2 separate regions of the Homo sapiens genome follow, and region 1 is linked to region 2. A link is a contact called in ENCODE Hi-C data. All regions are on one chromosome and are shown on one strand. The core of a region is the stretch at or near the end of the contact, and the rest is flanking DNA. Distances in the headings are between cores, read along the strand shown. Region 1 overlaps DIP2A (disco interacting protein 2 homolog A). Region 2 holds the start of MCM3AP-AS1 (MCM3AP antisense RNA 1).

Evidence for each region. A loop is a pair of places that touch in the nucleus more often than their neighbours do. Pooled maps may share reads with other maps.
Region 1: a loop to region 2 is called in a map of naive thymus-derived CD4-positive, alpha-beta T cell, with 7 times the contacts of the local background. The contact joins the enhancer-like site here to the promoter of MCM3AP-AS1 in region 2. A Hi-C loop is called at or near these places in 1 of 168 maps with a recorded cell type or tissue (naive thymus-derived CD4-positive, alpha-beta T cell) and 7 of 50 pooled maps.

Annotation. Positions count from the first base shown.
Region 1 is chr21:46,557,447-46,561,707 of GRCh38, forward strand. It overlaps DIP2A (disco interacting protein 2 homolog A), which reads left to right. Exons shown (of 38, transcript NM_015151.4): 31 at 139-307; 32 at 777-947; 33 at 3,276-3,337. Among named protein-coding and RNA genes, the nearest start is that of S100B, 46 kb to the right of the region's middle. Within about 2 kb of position 2,170, at least 14 of the 41 ENCODE cell types and tissues checked have a DNase peak (open chromatin) inside an H3K27ac peak, as active enhancers do.
Region 2 is chr21:46,227,658-46,232,515 of GRCh38, forward strand. MCM3AP-AS1 (MCM3AP antisense RNA 1) reads left to right here and starts at 1,574. Exons shown (of 4, transcript NR_110565.1): 1 at 1,574-1,609; 2 at 2,670-2,870. It overlaps LSS (lanosterol synthase), which reads right to left and starts at 1,117. Exons shown (of 22, transcript NM_002340.6): 1 at 1,075-1,117; 2 at 777-942; 3 at 1-33. The coding sequence starts at 1,088. RefSeq lists enhancers at 372-441, 1,158-1,452 and silencers at 872-921, 982-1,151, 1,162-1,421, 1,482-1,921.

The sequences.
Region 1 (4,261 bases), core at 920-3,419, 330 kb after region 2:
AAACCCCCCCACTTGGCGTCAGAACAGAAATCATGCCCCTGTTGTGGCTGGAAAAGAAGTGTTCTTGAGGAAGGGAAGAGTGGAGTGCCCAGGGTGCTGGGTGGGCGGGCGGAGCCTCACGAGCCTTCCCTCTCGCAGTGTCTACTCGGGACACCAATCAGTGCTGGTGCCCCCGCTGGAGCTGGAGAGCAACGTGTCCCTGTGGCTGTCGGCCGTCAGCCAGTACAAGGCCCGCGTCACCTTCTGCTCCTACTCTGTGATGGAGATGTGCACCAAGGGCCTAGGCGCACAGACGGGTGTCCTCAGGGTGAGTGCCCAGACCCGGGCTTCTGAGTGTGCTGCAGACCACAGCCCTGGGAAGTTTAAAAACAACAAAACAAAACAAGACTCCCAAGGCCCCTCCCTGCAGTTGGAGGAAGTAGAGAAAACCCTTTCCCACTAGGGGCCCTATGTACACATCTGTCCTCCCACGGCCCACCTGTCTCTGCAGCTCCACACCCCGCAGGAGAGGAGGGTGGGGGGTAGGGCAGGGTCCCTGCGAGATAGCGGGGTGGAAGTCTGGCCGCGTGGGAGGGCAGGTGTGGGATGCAGGTCAGATGGGAATCGTTTAGCGCATCCACACGTAGGATTCTGTGGAACAGACACAGCCTGCGGAGAGGAGGTTGGTGTCCAGCTCCACCTCTGTGTGCCCACCCGGAGATTTCCCAAAACAGTGCCCAGGGCCCTGGCAACTCACTGAGCTGTGGCCGTGGCCTGACCGCTCACCCCTCCCGCAGATGAAGGGGGTGAACCTGTCATGTGTGCGCACGTGCATGGTGGTCGCCGAGGAGCGGCCCAGGATTGCGCTGACCCAGTCCTTCTCCAAGCTCTTCAAGGACCTGGGCCTGCCGGCCCGCGCCGTAAGCACCACGTTCGGGTGCAGGGTCAACGTGGCCATCTGCCTCCAGGTGAGGTGCCTGGGGCTGCGGTTCTCGAAAGCTGGCTGTTGGCAGCATGGAGACCCAGTTTCCCAGTTGTTAATGTGCCGTTTTGTAGCCGCCTGATCTATTTCTCCTTCTCTGGGCCTTTGATATCTCATTTCCATGTAACATTTTAGCTTCAAGGGTTTTATTTTTAAAGATGTTCTATTCTAGTTGGAGAAAGGCTTATTTGGAAAAAAAACACATTGTTTTTGAACAGTGACTAATAACTGTAAGACTCTCTAAGTTAGATATAAAACACAGCTAAGTTCTTAAAGCAAGATTGAACTTACTGTTTTAAGATATCTAGCAATATTAAATTGAAACATTAATAAATGTGGTAATTTGTGTTGACTCAAATTCATTTCTGAAACCATGAAATGTCTTATTAAAAGGAAGCACCAAGTTTCAGGCCAGGAGTGGTGGCTCATGCCTATAATCCCAGCACTTTGGGAGGCTGAGGCAGGCGGATTACCTGAGGTCAGGAATTCGAGACCAGCCTGGACAATATGATGAGACCCCGTCTCTACTAAAAATACAAAAATTAGCTGGCTGGTGGTGCGCGCCTGTTGTCCCGGCTACTTGGGAGGTTGAGGCACAAGAATCGCTTGAACCTGGCAAGAGGAGGTTGCAGCGAGCCAAGATCTCACCACTGCACTCCAGCCTGGGTGACAGAGCGAGACCCTGTCTCAAAAAAAAAAAAAAAAAAAAAAAAAAAACATAGGTAGCACCAAGTTTCAGAGATTGAAGAGCTCACGGCAGTTCTGTTTATTGCTTCCTCAGATAGCTACAGCTGTTGCCCAGATTTTGTACTAGTATCTCAATTTCATTTCTTTCTAAAAACATCTTAAAACCAAATGGCTTTTTAGATAACCCTACATATTGAACGCCTTATTCACCCACATAGTACAAGAATAGCTGGAAGGAAATGGCACCTGTCCGTGCCAGAGCAGGGCTGAGTGCAGGTCTGTCTCTGTTTCCAAAGTGTTTGCTTGGCCTTGTGCCTCCCCATCACAGTGGCAGTGCACGCAGGGCAGGGCGGGGGCTCTGCTCACACCCTCTTCACCACAAAAAGACCCCTGACCACTCAAGCCTCAGACCCTTGTCACGCAGCAGAGGAGATCGGGCGGGAGCCTTTTGTGAGCTCGCTTCCTGTGTAGGCTGTGGCTGAGCGTGGGTGCCGGCCTTTGTGTTAGCGGCTCTGCGTCTGCAAGCCTGGGGCCTCCTTGCTAGACGTCGGAAGGGTATGGATGCCACACATGATTGCAGAAATGATGTTAATGGGATGTTCACGTTTGCTCTTTAAGATACAGAGGTGGGTTTTGCTCTCTCTTTCCCTGTGTTTCTCATGTGGCTGCTGCTTCTGTGTGTGTTTCCTGTGGCTGTCTCCTCCCTGTCTCACTCTGCTGCCTCCTTGGCCTCTGTCAGCCCAACAGGCTGGGAAAGCTGGCTGAGCAGGTATGACCTTGACCTTGACCTTGTTGGTGCCTCTGTGCTTCCCCCTCCCATGAGTTCATGTGACTTTCTCGTGAATTCTAGACAAACATGTTTCTTTTGCTGTCTTACTTTGTTCACAGTGGATATTACTTGACATATTACAAAAGCTCCCTTGTAACCAAATTTAAAAGTAAAACTATTTTCAAAAAATGTTAATGCTCATAGCATTGCCTTGGGAGGAAGGGCTGTGTTTAGTTCCAGTGCAGAGGTGTTTAATTCCAGTGCAGACACAGGTTATGTTGTCTGGGATCTTTAAGGGTGATGTTGATCAGAGTACTCATTTAATTGATGTTCCTTATTGAATAAAATGACACATAATGTCCTTTAGTCGGGATTAATGTTAACTGTAAGATTCAGAAAGGAAGAGAGTAGAAAGGTGAAGGCTGCCATCCATCTCACCTGAGTGAGTCTCGGCTGCGAGCAGTCCCCGGTAGAATTAGGCTGGTTGGTGAGAGGCAAGGCCCTGCCTGACAGCATGGTGGAAATGCCCCTCAAATCCTAATGGTGTTTTCATCACAGCAAGAGACCAGTGGGAATAGAAAGTTGTTAGAACTGAAATGTAAAGTGGCATGATTTGGTGTTTTCAGAGTCATTGAGTGTTTCGCTCAATATTATCAAGCTCTGTGGATGTTTGGATGGAAAGCATCAGACTGCCTGGGGGACCTTGAACCCCTAGGCGGACTCACTGCAGGGAGCAGAGCTGCTACCTTCTTGGGTGTCCCCGGGGGCCAGGGAGGAGCTGCCATGCAGCTGTACCTGTAGAAACAAGATGTTAAGTGAGGCCCCTGAACAGAAGTTCCTCTGCTGCTCTCCTTCCAGGGCACAGCTGGCCCGGACCCCACAACCGTCTACGTGGACATGCGGGCACTGCGCCATGACAGGTAATGCTCCCAGCCTGCCTGGGCCCCATGGATACCCAGTGGCAAAGTGATGCAAACCAGGTCTGCACTGACTATGCACCCCCGGGACCCAGGCATTAGAGGACGGCGGGGCCAAGTCAGGCCTACCGGGACACCTGGATGGGCACATGAGAGGACAGCTGGCTACATTGGGCCATCTGCACCAAGAGGAAGAGGAGAGCTGTGTGCCCCACTCCGGGCGTGCCTCCCAGGGGAGCTCAGTGTCTATCTCTGTGCGCCCGTGTCCCCAGGGCTGCAGTTAACATCCCTTTATCTGTCACACAACCAGGAAGAATAAGAGTGGCCCCTGTGACATTTGGTTCTTTAGAGGGACAGGGACAGAGAGAAGACAAGTAACCCATCTACTGGCAAGAACGTTTCTTACCCGATGACCCATGTGACATTTGGTTTTTAGAGGGATAGGGACAGATAGAAGACAAGTTATCCATCTACTGGCAAGAACGTTTCTTACCTGATGCTGTCATAGGATCTGACTTAGTTTCATCTTGATGAACGATGGTGGTGCATACAGTGTGTGCTTGCTGGTCTGTGGTCAGATGTGTATCAGGGCCCCTCCCAGCTTTGAAGCTCAGATCCCAGTCCTGGATTCTCAAGTATGGCCACACTGTAGCTTGATGTAAACACTAGGTTTAGCTTACTGGGTGCCAGGGGCTTGCTGGGTTCAGGGAGGACCTAAACGAAATGTAGAGTGAGCTGCTGTGAGCACATGGGGTGGGTGGCGAGTGCATGCGGGTGGCGGCACTTGGGACCGCAGCGTGGTTGGGGTGTCCCTGCCATTCATGGCAGGTGTGCTGTGGAAAGGTTGACATCCTGACTGTTGTCAACAGACCCTCAGAGTGATCATTTCCAACGTCATGATCTGCCCTTTCAGACATTACTACCTGT
Region 2 (4,858 bases), core at 324-2,823:
GTGGGCTTTGGGCAAGTCCTTAAAGTAATTCTTCTGCAAAGAGATCGAAAAAAAAAAAAAGAGATAGCTGACGGGACTGTTGCCCGGCCAGAGGAACCCTCTTCACATACAGCCCAAGTCAAAACAGTGAATGTAAATTACTTTAAAAGTTTCAGCTGTTTCCATCAAAAGTCTGAAACTCTTTGATGAGAGCATCACACCTCAGCAAAGTAAAAGAACAGCTGCACATTTTCGTTGCTTTATTTGCCAGTCATGTATTCTTCACAACTTCTCCAAGATGTCTGGAATAAACCAGGCACCCAGACTGTAGGGTGGGGCACGGGTGCCGACCTGGGCCTGGGACTCGGGCCTCTCAAAGAGGGCCCAAGGGGCGGCACAGCCTTTCCCTCGGTGGCCGGGGCTCGGCAGGAGACCCTGTTTACACTGCAGACTCTGACGACCAAAATCTCTTACAATGCACACAACTAAGACAGTGGATCCAAACACTTTTTGTGAATAAAAACAAAGTTACAACTATCTTTGCAACTCTCCTATAAGTCAAAAATTATCTCAAAATAAGGTGCTAAAAAATAAAACATTAGGAGTCTCCTATGCGTGGTTTAGAGATGAAGGGGCTGAAGCGGAGGGGCCCGCGAACGCAGTTCCCGTGGGCGCTCGCCTTGGGGATGGGCGTCGCTGGCCGGGTCCTCCCACCCGCCTTTCTGAGAGAAAACGTGCTCCTCACGGCTCACCCCTCAGGGTCCCGAGCTCGCTGACGCTCCGCGGAAGCAACTTACGGTGTCCAGCCCCAGGGCGTAGGCTTCCAGGCCGGTCTGCTCGCGGCCGGCGCGCTCGTCCTGCAGGTAGGTCCACGTCTGCCGGCCCCTCTCGCAGTTGAGTCGCCAGCGGCCGAGGTCGGTGGCGGGCTCGGTCTTGTAGGGGCCCCCTCGGCGCCGCAGACACCTGAGGACCACCGGCCATCAGCGACCCAGGCCCCGCCCCAACGCCGGCCGCCGGCCCACTGCCCCAGTCGCGCTCTCCTCAGCACCTAGGACCACCCCGCATTCGTCAGGAGCCCGGGGCGAGGGGACTCACGTGCCCTCCGTCATTGCTGCTGCAGTGCTCTACGCCGCCCACTGCCAGCTGCCAGATGTCCGCACCCGGGACCTGCCGCCCAGCCCCGCCCCTCCCGCCCCTCCCGCCCCTCCCGCCCCTCCCGCGCGCACTACGCAGGCGCAGGCCTCGGCAGGCGCTCAGGCTTAGGTGGGCCGACGCCCACGCAACCAATCAGAGCGCCGCGAGCGTGACCCCGGGGTGTGCCAGGCGACCACAGTGGTGGAGCGCTTGGTGCCCCATGCGGCGTGGGGCGGGGCCTGAGGGAGCGGGGATGGTGGGTGAAGGCGACGGGACGGGGGAGGCGGGTGGGGCCTTATTGGCGGGGCATGAGGGGCGGGGCTGGTGGGTGGGGAGGTGGGGGCGGGGCTGGTGGGTGGGGAGGTGGGGGCGGGGCCTGGTGGGTGCGGGTGGGGGCGGGGCTGGTGGGTGGGGCCGAAGGGCGGGGGCGGGGCCTCTCGCGCGCCCTCTAGAGGCTTGCGTCCCGGGAGCCCGGCCTCGTGCGCCGCGCTTTGAGGTGAGCCTCTCTGAGAAATTTGTGAGGAGGGTCCAGCCGCGGGTCGGAAGGAAGGACGTGGGGAGCGAGGCTCGAGCGAGCGACAGCGAGTGCGAAGGTCGGGTGGCAGGGAATTGCTCTCGCGCTGCAGGATTTGCCCGGACGCCGGGGCCGGGGGTGGGGGCGGGAGGCCGCCCTGAGGTGAGGTGGGCGCGGGCCGTCGGCTCCAGTGCGAGACCAGGGGGAGGGCGGGGCGGAGCGGAGGAGCCGAGGGCGCCGCCGGCGTCCCTGGGAAGCTGAGCGCCGCGTAGCTTCGCCGGGGGGAGTGGGGTAGGCGCGGTGAGGCCGTGGGCCCCCACACCTGGCGGACCACAGGGGCCAGAAGCCCTGGAGCCCCGCCAGGGAAGGGCTGCGTCGCTGGCCAGGACCGAGCGCGGTAGAGCCTCAGCTGCTCACGGGGTCGCTGGAGTTGGGGGTGGCCCCAGGAGAAATTAAAGGTGAAAAGCCTTAGCAGCAGAGGGAAGAGGAAGATGGAGGCAGAGCGAGTGACCGAACTTGGAAGGGACAGCCGGGCGCAACAGGGCAGGGGGCGTCTGACTGTTGGAAACATGGCTGACGTCTGGAGGCTGCAGCCAGTGGTCCGTAAGTCAGGTCAAGGACCCACAGAAGACCCCAGCATGTCTTCACCTGGCCCACAGAAGCCCTGACATCCAGTTACAACTGCCCCAGCCTAGTGAGCATTTCGGCACCCACTCCTCAATTCCTACCCCCAGCCTAACTTCGAAGGGGCGGTGAGCCACAGCAAGCCGGAGGAGAAAGTTGGAAGAGAGAGTGGACAAAAGAATACCCACAGGCACCTTCCCCACAGTGGAATAGCGGGGTTTTAGACAATCAAGGATAATCACCTCTTCCTATCCCAGTTCAGAAACGGATGAAAAAGACACAGCAATAAGATGGGTGGGTATCAAAATATCAGCTTTGCCACAAATTAAAAACCTAGCTTGAAGGACAAGGCTTAAATCTGCAAGCAAGAGGGCAAGCTACTAAATCACCCGTTAAGTCAGACAAACATATCCCCCAGCCTCTAGGCCATGAAACTGCCTCACCAAGCACTATGCAATTGAGTGCCCACCAGAAGACACCCCTCCAGTCAACCCACAGACCCCAGAAAGAGTACCCAGAGGAGCCTGAGCACACTCCACCCTATCTGTTCTCTGAAATTCAATCAAATGAGTCACTCTACTTCTCTGGAAGCAGAAAGAGGCTGGAAGTTTTTCTCCAGGTAAGTTCCTCCATGTAGAAACATGAAGAATAGGGATAAGGGGCTTCAGCCTGGATGGAATCTCACACTGAACCTGGCAAAGCTAGGTGAGGGAAGAGGTTTCAACTGGATAAGAGTTTGAGTTTTGATATCTTAATGGACTGGACTTTTTATGAGTAAAATAATCCGCTCTTTTTAATGTCTGAAAGAAAAGAAAAAGCTGTAAACTACGTCTGAGAATTGACACAGTTAAGCTTCTAGGGGCAGTCATGAGAAAAAACACTGTTCCTATCTGCTTACATACTACTGCATCCAGCTTATTCATTAAGCCAGATACAGAAGGCTCTGAGGATTTTGGCCTCAACAACTGGGTATATGGTGGTGGTCATTTACTAAAATAGAGGTGTCTTTTATTTATTTAGTGACAGGATCTCAGTCTGTCACCCAGGTGGGAATGCAGTGGCACAATCATTAGCTCACTGCAGCCTCAAATTCCAGGGCTAAGTGATCTTCCGGGCTCAGCCTCCTGAATAGCTGGGACTACAGGCGTGTGCCACCACACCTGGCTGATTTTTTTAAAGTTTGGTAGAGACACGGGGTCTCGCTATGTTGCCCAGGATGGTCTCAAACTCCTGGCCACAAGGAATCCTCCCACTTCAGCCTCCCAAAGTGTTGGGATTATAGGCATGAGCCACCACACCTGGCCTAAAATAGGGAAAGTTTGATTGGAAAATTCAGATTAAAGTGGGGACAAGTTATACTAGAGATGCTTATTAGACATTCAAGTGAAATATTGAGTAGGCTGGCATTCAGGAGAGAACATAATGCTAGAGATAGGAATTTGGGAGTCATTTGCTTTCAGGTAGTATTTGAAATCATGAGATTGGACAAGATGAATTAGGAAATGCACATAAAAAAGAGAAGTTCTAGAATGAGCCCTGGGGCACCGACCTTTTCCAGTATAGAGGAATGGCCAGAGAGAGGAGGAAAACCAGAGGAATATGAAGTCATAATATAAGTGAAGACATGGTGATCTTTGCTGAGGCTTTGAAGGGATTGCAAAATGAAGACAGAATTTATTATTGGATGCAACAAAACAATGTATTGGTGACTGACAAGAGCTATCTAAAGAGACATGGGGGGAAAAGCCTAATGGCAGAATTTTGAAAGAAATTTTCAGTTAAACATGGCAGACTGAGCATAAACATTAACCTCCATTTCCTGCCCAAACCCTACTCACATAAAGTAATAAAAGACCAAAAAAACCCCACAAAGAATGGGAGAGGAGACACTAGTAAGCAAGAGAAGTCAACAAAATTATAGAGACTGGGAATGGATGGAGAAGTGATAACTGAGTTAGCTAGAGAAAGTTGAGACTTACGTTTGTGGGTGAAGCCAACAAGAGACCATTCCTGCCAGCAAATACCAGGAAGGTGCAGAAATTGGAATAACTGGTGGAAAATTTTTGTGAGGAACAGTATGACCATAGATCCCCTCTCCTACTTGGGTGGAGGAAGTCTCCAGTAGTTGAATCAGAGTAGGTGTTACCTCAGGCATGAGGCATAGCTGAGGACCACTGAAAGCAGACAGATTGAGTTAAAGTCTACACATGTGGGTCCAGGCTCACTTCTCCCACTTAGCCAGATAGCATGAGATAGTGGGAGGATCCCTCTGGAGCAGCTGGCCCACAAGAGTCCTGCAAACACTGGCAACTATGACCTAGTAGAAAAACAAACCTATTAGCTGGCAGACTGTACCCATTGACAGTTTCCAACAAGCACCATCATCAGCATGAGCCAGACATTTGGGGAAAACAGTGCAACATTACCTCCAGCCATGCAAGTGATCCATCTTGGACCACTGACCCAGTCAAGCCTTCAGATGACTATAACCTCAGCCAATACCTGACTGCAGCTGCATGAGAGATCCCAACAGAAAGCTGCCCAGCTGAATCCTCCTCAAATTTAAGCTACTATATTTGGGGTAATTTGTTCAATAGCAACAAAAAA